2 separate regions of the Homo sapiens genome follow, and region 1 is linked to region 2. The links are chromatin loops, found by intact Hi-C in ENCODE. Cell type or tissue: OCI-LY7. All regions are shown on one strand.

What was found. Peaks named below come from ENCODE experiments on the same cell type or tissue, not always from the same donor. Only the 100,000 strongest peaks of a DNase experiment are listed, where the experiment ranks them.
Region 1: it touches region 2 in a loop (6-fold over the local background); 3 of 110 quality-filtered maps call a loop at or near these places.

What each region holds. Positions count from the first base shown.
Region 1 is chr2:31,166,774-31,174,773 of GRCh38, forward strand. CAPN14 (calpain 14) reads right to left here. Exons shown (of 22, transcript NM_001145122.2): 22 at 6,283-7,934. The coding sequence ends at 7,908. Among named protein-coding and RNA genes, the nearest start is that of GALNT14, 32 kb to the left of the region's middle. In OCI-LY7, CTCF peaks have their summits at 3,510 and 3,737; a DNase peak (open chromatin) is centred at 3,498.
Region 2 is chr2:31,259,556-31,267,555 of GRCh38, forward strand. It overlaps EHD3 (EH domain containing 3), which reads left to right. Exons shown (of 6, transcript NM_014600.3): 4 at 955-1,367; 5 at 1,994-2,158; 6 at 6,622-8,000. The coding sequence ends at 7,149. LOC124905983 (a long non-coding RNA gene) reads right to left here and starts at 6,385. Exons shown (of 4, transcript XR_007086270.1): 1 at 3,813-6,385. In OCI-LY7, CTCF peaks have their summits at 4,295 (motif pointing left) and 4,494; a DNase peak (open chromatin) is centred at 4,306.

The DNA of each region.
Region 1 (8,000 bases), 93 kb before region 2:
TGCACCCTCACACACCTATAGACACAACACTCACATCTCAGAAGCCAAGCCAGACAATTGGAAGTAAACAGCTCTACTGCCCTGAGCTCCAGCTCCCAGGTTCTGGCCCCAAGTGTCATGGGGGGAAGTGACCTTGCAATAATGGTATCCTCCATGTCTACTACCAACTAGCTGTTCTGGTGACCAAACAGATGGGCTCAGAGACCAAAGGGGCTGAGATCACATAGGTGATAGGTCAATTTAAAACATACAGCAAGAAGCAAGGGGAGAGGGACAGGGTGGGACAACACACTTAGAACATTGTAAGAGAGGACAGAAGGAAAACATATGTCACCCTGAGTCATGCCATGCTTACATGTCCTGAACTCCACCAGCACTTCCTGCTCATGGTGTGATTACAAATACCAGAGCTGAGGTCTGAGCAAGGGGCACAAAAGACAGATGGTGCCTGGGGCCCAATCCCATCAGAGAGACATGGGACAAGTACGACTGGCCACAGATGTAGCTTATCAATTTATCTGCTGAAAGCCATGGGTGTTTATCTGTATTTCTAGGGGCTCATGGCATTGCCAATGGGTGGCTCACTGAATATTGAGTGCCTCATGGGTCTCGCGTGTGGTTGATGTAACCTGAACACTTGGTGCTTCATGTACCTCATGTATATTTAGTGTGTGTCATGAATATTCAGTGCCCACTCAGCTCCTTCATCCCTTCCTATCTGTGCATACACACATACACATCACGTCCTTTATCTATGCCTAACATGGCTCACAAGCCATTTGCTTCTACTATTAGTTTCAATTATCCTCCTGATTTGTTTTTTTTTTTTTTATTTACTAGATCAGAATCCAACATTCCAAGCCCAGCCAGTGCACATTACACCAGGTCTGTTTACTAGAATAGTAACCCCCAATTCTGAACTCCACTTTGCAGTCTGCAAAGGTCTTTCACATTCACAATCTTATTTCATCTTTGCCACCGTCCCACGAGGCAGGAGTTAACATCCCAATTCAGAAGATGAGCACACTAAGGCTCAGAGGTTAAATGACTTTCCACAGGCCACAAGCACACATCCATTTGGTGGCAGAGAGGACGTGCATCCCAGTCCTCTCGCCCCTGGTCAAGTGTATTTCCAGTTTTACCAGCCCACCCCTGGGTTATTTTCACTCCCTTAAGGACCCCCAACTCTTCTGACTCCTGAGCCTTGTACAGTCTGATCTGAAGAAGCTATCACTTCTGGTACCCTGGGTATAAGACACACACACACACACACACACACACACACACACAGGCTCACACACACACACACATACATCCCAGAGAAAGGAGCTGCAGCAATAAGCAGGCCTGAGCAGCAATCTCACAGGGCCTATTCCAGTCAATGCCTGCAGACCTCACTGCATGGTCTTTATTCCACAATGGGAGTCCACAGGAGGCTTCCTTGCAGCTCAGTCCCTCCAGAAGCTTATCTGCTTAGGCAGAAGGGCAGCAGTTTGAGCAGAAGAGCATCTGCACCCTGAGAACACCATAGTCCTCTCAGCATTAAACCCCATGCTAAGGGCACTCTAACAATCTCTGAGTCCTCCCTTGTCAAGGAAGCCAAGGACCAGGGAAAGAATGTTCTGTATGAGTCAACCAGCAAAGCTGCAACCAAGGAACCCAAAGCCACTTGAAAGAGGAGTAAGCGTTTGTGCACCAGGCAGCCTTCCGCAGGGCCTGACGTGGGCCCACTTCTCCAACGGTGTGTGATACTAAGGGTGAAGGAGTGGAGGGGGCTGGCCTGGGGTCCCGCAGCCTGGGCCACCAGGGCTGCTTGTGTGTGTGCTGCTGCTGCTGCTGGCTGCACAGCTTCTGCAGAGCTGCCTCTTGCTGTTGCTGCCAATGACCCAAGGGGTCTCGATAGCTGGATGACAGGAACATCACACTTGGTGAGGCTCCCCCTCAGGTGAGACTTCATGTGAGGCTAGTGGAAGTCAAACTAAAAACAAGGATCACTTTAATTATTTCATCTGGCCAAGAGATCCCTTCTGGGAAATGATTCCTTTGTCCAAAAGTCCTCAAATAGATGTTTCCAAGCAGAGCTGAAGCTCGGATTTCAGGCACCAGAGGATGGTAGCGCCCGGTTTTCTCTGGTTCAGAAACCACTTGGCTTCTCCCCTATTGAAGAAAGGTCCTCCCAGACCATTGGAGAGTGGAGGTGGGACTCTCCTGTGCAGTTAACATGGCTGTGAAGGGTAACAGTGAACCACACATTGAAGCCCGGCATGATGCCAATCAGCTTATGTGTGTGGTGGCACGAGATCCTCACAGGGGCCTCTGGACCACAGAGTCAAACAGTGGCGACTCGCCAAAGGTAACTGACACAGCTGGACTTAGGCGGGCACCTTTGTAAAGGCCAGCCTGTGCTCTTGGCAAATTTGCTATCTCCAGGCAGATGCAGATTTAGAAGTTATACAGTCCAACCCCCTCTAATAGCACACAATTGCTTTTTAAAATAGATGAATTCAGAAGTTAGGGAACTTGTTGAAGCCTCCATGGATGGCTTTTAAGAACCAAAAATACCCAGACCCCTCGTCAAGGTGAGGCCTGCCCTTTCCAACACCCCACCCTACCTGTCTTGAGCTATGCGGCTTCTGGCATAATTTTCTTCTGCAAGTGGGAGAAACCATGCAAGCCCAGGCTTAAAATGGAAGATAAAGACAGGAGCCAGCATGGGGCTTAAATACCAGGCCTCTCCCGAGCCTGGGTCTGGCCCAGGACCACCCACCTCCCACCACTCACTCTGTGATTTGCGACCTGAAAGCAAAAGGTTCAGGAACTTGACCCAATGGTTGATCCTCCCAGGAGAAGGAATTCTGAATGGGTAAAAGAAAGTGATGCCCTAGTATCTTGAATTTCGGGATATGAAGAACGTGTTCAGAGGGCATCTGTGATGGTTTGAACTGCCTCTTCAGTCAGGACCTGCCATTTGGCATCAGAATGACTCTAAACTTTAGGCCACCAGAGAGGGACCCTTTAGTGAGAAGTCACATGTCTCTTTAGGCAAACCTTATATATTGATATTTTCAGTTAGCAACTTGAGTAGAGACTGACTTTTTAAATGACAGGATTCACCTGAATTACTTTAAAGTCATTCATTCATTAAATTGGTAAATATTAAACATGAGCTATGTGCTAAACCAGGTGCTGTGATGCCAGGATGTATGGGCTGGGTGCCGCTATATCCCTCAAGGAGATGCACTTCAGCTGAGCACTTAAGTAAATGAAAGAAATTTCAGAAACAAATGCAATATATAAAATAGAGTACAGTACATAAATTAAACACTAGTCAGAAAAAAGAGACAAGGAGAGACAAGTGAATCCATGTGAGGCTGAAGCTGGCCTTTTGGGCTGAGTCTGGCTGGCAAGGTATTCCATTAGCCAGGGTTTCCCAGAAGAGCTTGTGCTGAAACTGTCATCTGTGGTCCTGTAGCTGGAAGATGTCCTGGTGTGGGGATCGTGCACCACCTAGCGTTGACATAAGCCACTGCACATACCACAAAAGTGGGAAGGAAGGTGCCCTCCCCACAAAGAAGTCTGTGGAGTTCACCGTTTTTAAGTGCACTGCCAAATGCCATAAATGCTCACATATGTTACTTCATCTAGCCTGCATTAGAGCCCTATGAGGTCGATATTGTCATCACCATGTGACTGATGAAGCTGTAGAGATTCAAAAAGGTTAAGCTATTTGATCAAGGTCCCCTGAACTAAGGGCCAATGTAGGGAATTGAACCTCCCTCCCCCTGTACTCTGTTAACTTCCTAGCCTTTCTGGTGTAGAGGAAAGGATTGGGCATCTCATGACCAGGCTTAGACTTCTTGGATGATGGCTCAGCCTCTCAAGAAAGGACCCAGACTCCATGGCAGATCCTGCAGGGATCAGCCCTTGCCTGCCCCAGCAGCCTTGGTTTTCTTGCAACAGAGATAAGTTCTGGCTTCTCTGAATCTCTTGCTGTGTTCCAAGCACTCCATTTCATCCCTTGCTTTAGTGTCTTCTTTTTTTTTTTTTTTTCCATGTAGAGTGCCCTCTGTCTGGGACACCACTGTCCCTTTATTTTCCTACCTAGTGCCTCTTTCCCTTAAGATGGTTAAAGGGAAACCTGCCAGGAAGCCTCCCCTGGCCCTCTCAGGTTGTGCTAGATGCCTCTCCCGTGTTTCCACAGTACTGTGTGCATTCCCAGGTCACACTGCACCACAGACCACCTGTCAGTCATCTCTCACCCCCTCCAGGAGACTGTGAGCTCTGTGTCCCCAGTGCCTAGCAGATGCCTGACCCATTGCAGGAGCTTGATAAATGTCTTCAGGCGAATGAATGTTTGAATGGCTGGATAGATGGGCAGAAGGATGAGGTGAAAGCTTGCTGCCCAACTGGCCTCAGCATTCCAGGGTCTCATCAAGTGCCCTATGCTGGCCAGTCAAGTTCACCAGCAGAGCCAGCCAGGATAGAACCCCAGGGGGACAGGATTCACTTAAATTACTTACAAGTCTAGTGGAGAAAGGTTGCGCTCTAGACTGCATTCTTACCCTGCCTTCTCACTGTTAGTGTCAGTTCACTTCTAGGTCACAACCTAATTCCCAGCAGAGTTTCTGGAACAACTGCAGGTCAGTACTCAGTCTCTCGGGGTTGCTTGGTCTATGGTCCCGAAAACCCCTAGCTGGCAACCTGGAGCTCTGTTGAATAAACGGGCTGCTTCTGAGGTGAGAGGGAAGCAGAGGACAGAGCTTTAATAACGAGATGGCCACTTTCTCAGAGATCCCTGCCCCTGAGTCCCTGCATTGGAGACTGGAGTGGCCCTCCTGGTGCCCCACTTCAAGGAAGTAGTTTGATACATTCAGAAAGAGGATGTGGAAGAAGATGAGGAAAAGAGAAATAGAGCATAAAACCATGGGTGTTTCACTATGTCCTCTAAAAACCAAAATAAAAATAAGTAATAGTAGCTGTAGAAATTACTTGTTCTACCTCAGGGGAAAAATTGGAGCTTCATTCATTGGGTGCCTACAGCCTGCTGGCATTATCTAATCTTCACAATGACCCAGGAATGGAGGCATTTGGGCTCCATTTTACAAATGAATAAACTGAGGTCCAATGTCACACAGCTAGAGTGCATCTTCTCACCTCTCTTCTCTTTCATTTCTGTTGGATTTGGTAGCCTCTCTGTCCTCAGGACACTGGAGAAAAGATGGTAACCCAGGACCTGAGACCAGTGACCCCAAAGGACCATCTTTGCAGAGATCCTGAGAGCTTGATACACAGCCTGCTTCTCCATGATGCCCGCTTTTACCTACTCATCACCCACAACACTCATTTCCTCCTTTCCTTCATTATAAATCTAAATACATATACTTCATTGGGGAAACATCAGGTTCAAAATCCTGGAAGCCAAAATCATTTCTCTAACTCAATACAGCAATGGCAGGAAAACAGTGCTATTTACAGTCAGCCAGGAAGTGCCTTGCTCCAGGCCACATCTGCAATCTAGAAGGTTCTCTTTGGATAACTGAAGTTTTATACAAAACATGAAAGAAGAAACAAGACCAGGGATAAATAAATGGTAGGTATTTTCATCTCCTCTTGTTCAGGTAGAGTCCTGTTTTCCTGAGATTGTGACAGCCTGGAACAGGCCTCACTTTGATATGCTTTCCCTGCGTGGGCTGGACTTGACAACCCAACCTCTGGATTCCTTGACCTCACCCTCCTTGGCACTGGCAGGTGATTTCTCACTCCTCCTTGGCTGCACTTTCCACTTTTTCTTATTCATGGCAGACTTTCTGCTTTCGATATTCCAGAACTGCTGATGGTCAACTCTCAGCCCTTCAGCTGACTTCACCCTGGTGCTTGCCCAGTTTCTCCTGCCCCAGATCTCTATTTTCCCGCCCCTGCTTCCCCTGGAGTGACAGAAGATGGGGAAGCGTGGTGGGAGTGGGGAGATTGCTCTGCCCCCTGGTCTTCAGTACTCAGCTTTGGGGGTATAGGAGAGAATCTGGAGGAAGGGTGTCAGCAAAGACAGGTCATCTTTGAGTTGCCACAGTGCAGATACCTAGACTCAGGAGAGTGAGGCTAGCACCTGAGTGATGTAGGACCACTCAAACCACCCACTGAGAAGTCACCAGAGGGGCTCTCAGGCTTAATCAATGTGGAGATAGATCTATCTGCACCAACACAGCCAGCACACTATAGTCTAAATGTCATGAGTAGGATCATGGTGTCACCCTCCCATCACCCAAAAATATCTCCAAAACTGCCTTCAGGGGCCAAGGCAAAATTGGTTTATTAAAACAGCTATTTGCAATGGCAGATTTTAAAGACAAAGACACAAATAAGTCAATGGATATAAAAAACTGTAAAAGGCTGTAAATACATGATCATCATTTATAAAATCAACAACATCTCATGTATCTGGCACTTTATGGAAACCCATTTTACATTTTATCATTTGGAATAAATGAAGGGTTTTTTTTCCTAAATAAAATACTTTCCTACCCCATAAGCTACGCTTTCAAAGTGCTCCTTTCTTCTGGTACAGTACCCATCTGACAGGTGCTCAAATCTCCTTTAGTCCTCTGCCAATGGACACACTTTTATCTCTTCATTCAGCTTCCTTCCTGAGTCTGCTATGGAGTTGGAAATCAAACAGCCATGTTTGTTAGAATTGTTTGTAAATTAAGATTAAATAGAATACAGGTTGACTATCTCTTAACTAAAATGCTTGGGACCAGAAGTGTTTCAGATTTCAGGATATCTGCATTATAGACTTGTCAGTTGAACACCTCAAACCCAAAAATTCAAAATCCAAAATGCCCCTATTTCCTTTGAGTTTCATGTCTACTCTCAGAAATTTTAGATTTTGGAGTATTTCAGATTTGGGGTTTTCAGATTTGGGATGCTCAACCTGTAGTAATAAATGGCTCTGAGGTGCTAACTTATGAATAAATTGCATAGACTTTGGAAAAAGGCCATTGTTCTGGTTTTGCACCTGTATTCTTGGTTGAGAGGGATGACATAAACAAGGTGTTTCATGGTAGTTCAAAAAATCAGATATACCAACCACCCACTGATTGACTCTATAATTTAGCATGGGTTTGTTTTTGTCCTTTGAAGTAGATAGACAGAGAATTTCTGGACAGATTTGAAATGGATCTGATAGTCTATATATCAAGCAAATAGACACACCTGTCACAAGCAGGAAGCCCTTTGAGAACTCAGGTGTTTTAAATCTACTAGGTTGCCCCAGATCCAATCATACGGAGATATTGTCAGAAGAAGACTACCCCATGACCTCAGATGCCAGAGCCAGCCCACCCCACCTGGACTCTGCCAATTCTCTTACTGTCTGTGTTTCTGAAAGCCCACTATATCCCTGACCCCATCCCCAAACAGCTGAAACTTAGCCTATGTCTCTATCAATTTGCAGATGCTGGGACTAAATGTCTAAGGATATATCATTCCCATTTCAGACCTTAAAACCTAGATGATTACCCCACCATGTGAGAACATGTGGCATGTCTAAAGTCACTTGAGTTTGCAGCCACAGAGGCAGTGTTGTATGGAGGCTAACCACACCAGCTCTGGAGTCAGAATGCTTAGGCCATGTCAGGTAACATCTCCGCTTGTGACAAGGTTGTGGCCTCAGGGAAGGATGGCTAGCTTTTACAAATCTGATGTAATCTTTACTTCCTCCCTTCCCTTTCTGCATGCTGGCCATGCACGGGGAGGGCTGCAGAAGAGAAACCTTCCCAGCTGAGAAGGTGACGGCTAGTGAGGCTGTCCTGAAGATCAGTAAGTAGGGTGGGCATGGGTTGGTCTCAGCCAAAGGCTGCTCTTGGGCCACATGCAGAGTCTTCAGTGAGGGCAGGTGAGACTCAGCCTTCTCAGGAGTACAGTGCCATCATCATCCACTGGACATGTTGGGAAAGCAAATGATGGTCAGTTCAGACCCACGTCTCATCTGGGCCTCCCCATCC
Region 2 (8,000 bases):
GATGCGGGTGGCCAGAGTTCCAGTCACATCCTAAGGAAGAAACCCCTTGTGGTTTCAAGAGTTGGGAATTTTGTGCTGCAGCTGATTACAAAGGAAAGAGCCTGAGTGAGAACAAGATGTTTTTATAACAAGAATTGCAGATTTCTTCCAGACCAGTGACAGGCATGGTCTGAACCATCATCAGTATCTACTTTTTAGTGTTTCATTGTTTTCAGACCTTAGAAAGAATTTCTGGGTCTTTGTGTCAGATTAGGTGTCCAGACTTTCTTTTCCAGCGGGCTGCTAAATACAGTAAGCACGGATAGGGGAGCTGGTATGGAAATAATGACGTTAATAAGAGTTACTAGGCCAGGCGCAGTGGCTGGCTGGGGGCGGTGGCTCACACCTATAATCCCAGCACTTTGGGAGGCCAAGGCAGGCGCATCACCTGAGGTCAGGAGTTCAAGACTCAGCCTGGCTAACATGGTTAAACCTGTCTCTACTAAAAACACAAAAATTAGACGGGCATGGTGGCGCATGCCTGTAATCCCAGCTACTCGGGAGGCTGAGGCAGGAAAATCACTTGACCCCAGGAGGCAGAGGTTGCAGTGAGCAGAGGCAGTGCCACTACACTCCAGCCTGGGTGAGAGAGCAAGACTCCGTCTCAAAAAAAAAAGTAACTAGCATTTACTGAGCACCTACTAAGTGCCGGATTCTAAGAGTATTTAATCTTCATAGTTCTATTAACTAGGTATTCATATTATTTTAGTATTTAACAGTATTTTTAGACGAAAAAAATTCTATGAGACATTGAGTAATTTGCTGGAGTCCAAACAGTTAAAATGTGGAGGAGCCAGGATTTAAACTTAGATCTGACTCCCAAGACTGTGTTATTTCTACCACACCCGACTGCTTCTCCAAACCCCTACCCTATACCCCAAAGGCCCCAGCCCCTGATTGTCCCTCTGCCGGCAGGGTATGACTTTGCAGCTGTCCTTGAGTGGTTTGCCGAGCGGGTTGACCGCATCATTCTGCTCTTCGATGCCCACAAACTGGACATCTCTGATGAGTTCTCAGAAGTCATCAAAGCCCTCAAGAACCACGAGGACAAGATGCGAGTGGTGCTGAACAAAGCTGACCAGATCGAGACGCAGCAGCTGATGCGGGTGTACGGGGCCCTCATGTGGTCCTTGGGGAAGATCGTGAACACCCCAGAGGTGATCCGGGTCTACATCGGCTCCTTCTGGTCCCACCCCCTCCTCATCCCTGACAACCGGAAGCTCTTTGAGGCTGAGGAACAGGACCTATTCAGGGACATCCAGAGTCTGCCCCGAAATGCTGCCCTGCGCAAGCTCAACGACCTCATCAAAAGGGCCAGGCTGGCCAAGGTGAGGCAGCCCCCTGGGAGGTGGGCAGCTTGGGCAGGGGCCCAGAGTTTGGGGTCAGCTGCACGAGCTGAGGGTTGCTGCCTCCAACAGCCAGTGCATCATGTGTGTGACACCAAGGGGCAGGACAGTGCGGGAGCCATGGTTACAAGCTCTCAGGTCAGATGGCCAGATTGGAACTGACTCCATTGTTTACTGTCTGTGGGATTCCCAGCCTTGGCAAGGCCTTTAGTCTCTCTGTGCCTCTGTTTGCATCTGTAAAATGAAGGGGTTGTTGGAGGATAAAGTGAAATAAAGAGTCTCAAAGCCCTCATCACAGTGTCTGGCACCTTCAGAGATGCTCAGCAACTGTCAGCTGCTGGTATTGCCTTCAGCAGCAGCAACATGACCACCTCACCCTGCCTTGACCATAGCTCCCCACAACCTCACCTTGCCCACATAACATAGAAAAACAGCCCAGCCCTGCAAGCAACATGGAGCCATGAGGGTAGAGGTAGAAATTATTTCAAAAGTAGGAGCAGGAGGAGGCGGGAGGGATGTAGGGGAAGGAATGATGCAAGAGCCATCCTAGAAGGAAGGGACCGTCCAGGGTCTTGATGTGAAGGCTTCTCTCTGGCCCTGTTTGTCAGGTCCACGCCTACATCATCAGCTCTCTGAAGAAGGAGATGCCCTCGGTGTTCGGGAAGGACAACAAGAAGAAGGAGCTGGTCAACAACCTGGCCGAGATCTATGGCCGGATCGAGCGGGAGCACCAGATCTCACCTGGGGACTTCCCCAATCTGAAGAGGATGCAGGTAGCGAGGGCTGGGGTCTCTAAGACAAGGGACAGTGTCCCGAGAGCTGGCTGAGCAGCCTGAGTATGGAGGAGGCCACTCTTGGAGCCCCCCAGGGAGAACCCCGCCCAGAATCTGCAGGCAAGGAGGTGGCCCTGGATCTACACTCCTAGCTGGGCCATCACTGGCCCAACAGGGGCCATGTCTGGGCCTGGGGAGAAACACGGAGCCCACCGCCCCAGTGGTGCAGGTGTGTTAGATGATGCTGGGGGGCTGACACCTCCAGTTAATGACCTTCTCTAGTCACAGCCACCACAGGCTTGACGTCCCCACCATCTCTGGTGCAGTGGGATGGGTCACCTGACCAAGGTTCTCCAGGCTCTTAAAGTGCTCGAGTTTACATCTGAGGTCCCCCTTGTGAGCAATCTGGGACACGAGCTTCGGGGAGGCAGAAGTGCACACGGGAACTCGTCATCTTTGGGTCCTATTGCAGGTGCCTATCTTGGGCCAGTGGCCATCACACATGGTTTCTTACGGTTTTCCCCAAAGCACTCATCAGAGGGAGGCATTTTTCATCTGCCTTTTTACAGAAGAAACAGAGGTCTCAGCATTTTCTGAGTGTAGCATTCACATAGGCCACAAGAAGAAGAGCCAGGAGCTGGGCCCAAAGGTCCAAGCAGGAAACCACAACATTGACTGGATCCTCTGAGCCTCCATTTCCTCATCTGTAAACTGAAGCTACAAAATCACGCCTTATACAGGTGTTGTGAGCATCAGTGAGATAATCTTTGCAAAGCCCTTAGCACAAAGCCAGACAGACTATGCCCTTAGTACACAGTAGCAAATCATTAGGTGGGCAGAGGGAGGTGGGTGCTGAGCACAAAGCACCCACCCACTGTACAATGTTTGCAACTTCTTATGATTCTAGAATTAGGAAATTAGAGGCCAGGCACAGTGGCTCACGCCTGTAATCCCAGCAGTTTGGGAAGCCGAGGCGGGCAGATCACCTGAGGCCAGGAGTTCGAGACCAGCCTGGCCAACATGGCAAAACTTGTAATAAAACTACAAAAAAATTAACTGGGCATGGTGGCAAGCACCTGTAATCCCAGCTACTCGGGAGGCTGAGGCATGAGAATCACTTGAACCCAGGAGTCAGAGGTTGCAGTGAGCCAAGATTGTGCCACTGCACTTTAGCCTGGGCAACAGAGAAAGACTCCATCTCAAAAAATAAAAAAATTAGGGAATTAGAAAAATCAAAAAATAGCAGCCACAGAAGCACTTAATAGATGCTGTTGCTCTTGTTTTGATCTTTAGCTTGGGAATCAGTTTCTCAGTTTAAATCTAGGTTTTTCATAACATCACTATAGTCCTCAATAGGCATTTTTAGTTTCCTATCCGGCAGAAGAAAAAGAAAAAAATATACATTCCAAGTATTTGGAATTTGTTCATGTGTCCATTCACTCATATAACCACCTACCACGAGCCATTCACTAACCAGCATTGCTTTTGTTTTGCGGGTTTCCCGGTCCTTGACTTGGAGCACTTCAGCTCTTCGCTTCTGCTTTTGTTAAGAATTTAATGATTTGTAAGCAAACATTTGGGAAGATAACATTTGAAAGGGACCCTAAGACCCCAGTTTTAATGTGAGGAATTCTTTCAAAACAAAGATTCTCACCTCATTTGTTTGCCAGTTCAATATTCTGTTCTGCAGTTCAATATGCTGAATCCACAATGTAAACAGCTGTCCTGTGTGGGTGTCCATCGTAGGGTAATGGGAGCACCCACCATGCCCCCTAGTTGATACTGGGACCCCTGCATGGGAGCCCACCAAACATACCTAGATGTGAGCAGGCTGGGAGGGACAGGAGGAATGAGAGGTGGGAGGACCTTGGGACGTGATGCTCTGAGGGGTGGGAGATAGGGCCCTGTCTGCTCCTCCTCCAGGAGTCCTTCAGCCCTAAGGCCTTCCTGGCTCAGCCTCACCCTAGGAAGGAGGTGAGAAGTACCCAGGCTAACACTTGCCCTAGAAAGCTGTGGGTGTTTTTTGCATTTTTCTGCAGCAGACTAGCTGTGCTTCACCCTGTGTACTGGCCTCTTCCCAGCTTCTGGAGAGTTAGGTGGCCAGAGCCAGGGTAGGAGCAGAAAGCTGTCACCCTATCACCCTCTACAGGCCATGGAGAAGTTGGTGTTCTAGACTCGAAAACTTTCAAAATTGCAGAGACCTGCAAAGTGGAAGATATTTCTTTTATGGTGTGGTGTGGGTTGTCATGTGAAGGCAAGAGGAGCTCTTTCAAAATCGGCATGCCCACCTGCCTGCCTGTGCCTGCTGTGTCAAACCCTCGGGGACAGTCATGCCTTGCTAATGACAGGGACACATCCTCAGTAATGCATTGTTAGGTGATTTTGTCATTGTGTGTGAACACCATAGAATGTATATACACAAACCTGCATGGTAGGGCCTACCACACACCTGGACTATATGGTATGATGACCTATTGCTTCTAGGCCACAGACCTAGCATGTGACTGTACTGAAGGCTGTAGGCAATTGTAACACCATGTATTTGTGTATCTAAACATAGAAATGGTACAGTAAAAATACAGTATGAAAGATAAACAGTGGTATACTTGTACAGGGCACTTACCATGAATGGAGCTTGCAGAACTGGAAGTTGCTTTGGGTGGGCCAGTGAGTGAGTGGTGAGTGAGTGTGAAGGCCTAGGACATCACTGTACACTGCTGTAGACTTCTTTAGAAACACTGTACACTTAGGCTACACTATATTTATTTTTAGAAACATTTTCTTTCTTCAATAATAAATTAACATTTCTACTTTACAGACTTTTTTTTTTTTTTTTTTTTGATACAGAGTCTCACTCTGTTGCTAGGCTAGAGTGCAGTGGCGCGATCTCGGCTCACTGCAACCTCCAACTCTGGGTTCAAGCGATTCTCCTCAGCCTCCCGAGTAGCTGGGACCACAGGCATGTGCCACCATGCCCAGCTAAATTTTTTTTGTAATTTTAGTAGAGACGGGGTTTTCACCATGTTGGCCAGGATGGTCTCGATCTCTTGACCTCGTGATCCGCCTGCCTCAGCCTCCCAAAGTGCTGGGATTACAGGCATGAGCCACCGCGCCTAGCCTACAAAGTTTTTGACTCTTGTTGTAACAATTAGCTTAAAATGTACATTGTATATCTATACACAAATATTTTCTTTATATCCTTATTCTATAAGTTTTTTCTATTTAAAAAAATTTATTTTTTACTTTTTTATTTTTGTGTGTGCTAAAAACTAAGATGCAAACACCCATGCTAGTCTAGGCCTACACAGGGTCAGCATCATCAGTTTCGCTGTCTTCACCTCCACATCTTGTCCCACTGGAAGGTCTTGAGAGATAGTAATACACATGGAGGTGTCATCTCCTGTAATAACAATGCCTTCTTCTGGAATTCCTCCTGAAGGGCCTGCCTGAGGTTGTTTTACTGTTAACATTTTTTTTAAATAAGTAGAAAGAATACACCCTAAAATAACAATAAAAAGTACAGTATAGTAAATATTTACATAAACCAGTAACATAGCCGTTATCATTATCCGGTATTATGTACTCTATGGAAATGTGTGTGCTAGATTTTTATACCACTGGCAGCACAGTAGGTTTGTTTACACCAGCATCACCACAAACACATAATGCGTTGTGTTGTGTACAGTAGCTACAATGTCACCAGGCAACAGGAATTTCCCAGCTCCCTTATTGTCTTCTGGGACCCTCGTCATACGTGTGGTCCCTCATTGACTGAAACATTGTAATGCAGCACATGACTGTATTTTGAAAACTCTCCTCAGGTGACTCCGATGAGCATCCTGATTAAGAACCATAATTTGGGGATGACCTTTGGCTTCTGTTATGATTTGGTTTTAGTACCCTGTGCCCTGTTTGGTTTTTGTTTTTGTTTTCACTAAGTGGGGATAGAATGTGATTTTCCTACCTCAGAAGGGCGCTGGGGGAGTGAACGAGGTAATGTAGTGAAGGCACTTGCGGTGATTTTCAAGTACAGTATAACCCTTATTAAAGTAGAGGCCCACATGACCCAGTCTCAGAGGTACAGCATTCAAGAGACATGATTCAATAGCCAAAACTGACTTAAAGAGAAATGTAATGATTTCCTCTCTGGAATGACATTGAAGGGGATTGAAATAAATAGATCATGCCAATACTTGTTAAATTTCCCTTTCTTCCCCAGCCCCTACAACCCTTCTACCCCCTACTGAAAAATCCCATCATCAGCCCAGTGGGCCTTTATTCCCCTCCTCTCTCATACCTTCGATTACCACGTGATGTCCATCAGCTGAGCCTCTAGGTCACAGGTCTTTCATTGTAGAAAGGGATCAGCTGTGAACATTCTGGTGCTCATAGGAGGCACGTGATAAATGGAGGGCTCTCCTTTCATCGTATCCTATCTTCATCCTCTCTCCTCCTCTTCCCAGGACCAGCTGCAGGCCCAGGACTTTAGCAAGTTCCAGCCGCTGAAGAGCAAGCTGCTGGAGGTAGTGGACGACATGCTGGCCCATGACATTGCCCAGCTCATGGTGCTAGTGCGCCAGGAGGAGTCACAGCGGCCCATCCAGATGGTGAAGGGCGGAGCGTTCGAGGGCACCCTGCACGGCCCCTTTGGGCATGGCTATGGGGAGGGGGCTGGAGAAGGTATCGATGATGCTGAGTGGGTGGTGGCCAGGGACAAGCCCATGTACGACGAGATCTTCTACACCCTGTCACCGGTGGATGGCAAGATCACAGGCGCTAATGCCAAGAAGGAGATGGTGCGCTCCAAGCTGCCCAACAGTGTGCTGGGCAAGATCTGGAAGCTGGCCGACATTGACAAGGATGGCATGCTGGACGACGACGAGTTTGCACTGGCCAACCACCTCATCAAAGTCAAGCTGGAGGGGCACGAGCTGCCCAACGAGCTGCCTGCCCACCTCCTGCCCCCGTCCAAGAGGAAAGTTGCCGAGTGATGGGGTGGGGGGACATTCAGACGGGCAGTGTTAGAGGAGGAGATGGGAGCGGTGACTACACACACACACACACACACACACACACACACAAACATGCACACACACATATGCATATCTTGACATTGCTCTGTAGGTGAGAGAGGACCATGACGCCCATGTTTGCAGCTGATACTTGTTTGGGCACACCTCCAAGTTCTCGGGATTAGAAGGACAAGAGCACTCCCAGGCCCCAGAGTCTAAGCCTAAGTCTCTATCGCTCTTCCCCTCTCCTCGGCCACTCCCCAGATACCAGACCTGAGGCAATTCACTTGCCAGCACAGATGGCCAACCCACCTCCAGATTCCCCAGTGCTTCCACACCCGGGCTCTGAGCAAATGGAAAAGACTTTTCATTTAGTAGACAATTCACTTCTTTTTCTGTGCTTCCCCTATCTGCTTTGGCTTCCTAATAAGAAATCCATTCAAGAGCTAGGAGATCTGAGGGCAGGCGGGCAGCTGCAGGGAGGAGAGGTGAGAAAGGAAGCGTCTTCTAGAGACATTGGCCCAGGAGCTCTGTTCTTTCCTAATCTAAGCCTCTGTCTTCTTCGGCAAACCTTGCTTTGAACTCTGCCAGTATTTCATTTTAAAGAATCCCAGAGCGGGAGAGAGAAGAGAAAAAAATTGATAAGAGTGAGGAAATTGTCCTGTAGTCTATTGAAAACCAGTCAAGGTGGTTTTAGTTCATAGATTTTGTTAGATGTTCTTTCCACCTGGCCTATGATGTTTAGATGTTCATACTTGACTCACATTTACCCAGCCCCTCCTGCGTACCAGGAGCTGTGTTAGGCACTTTATATACATTATTCTATGTGG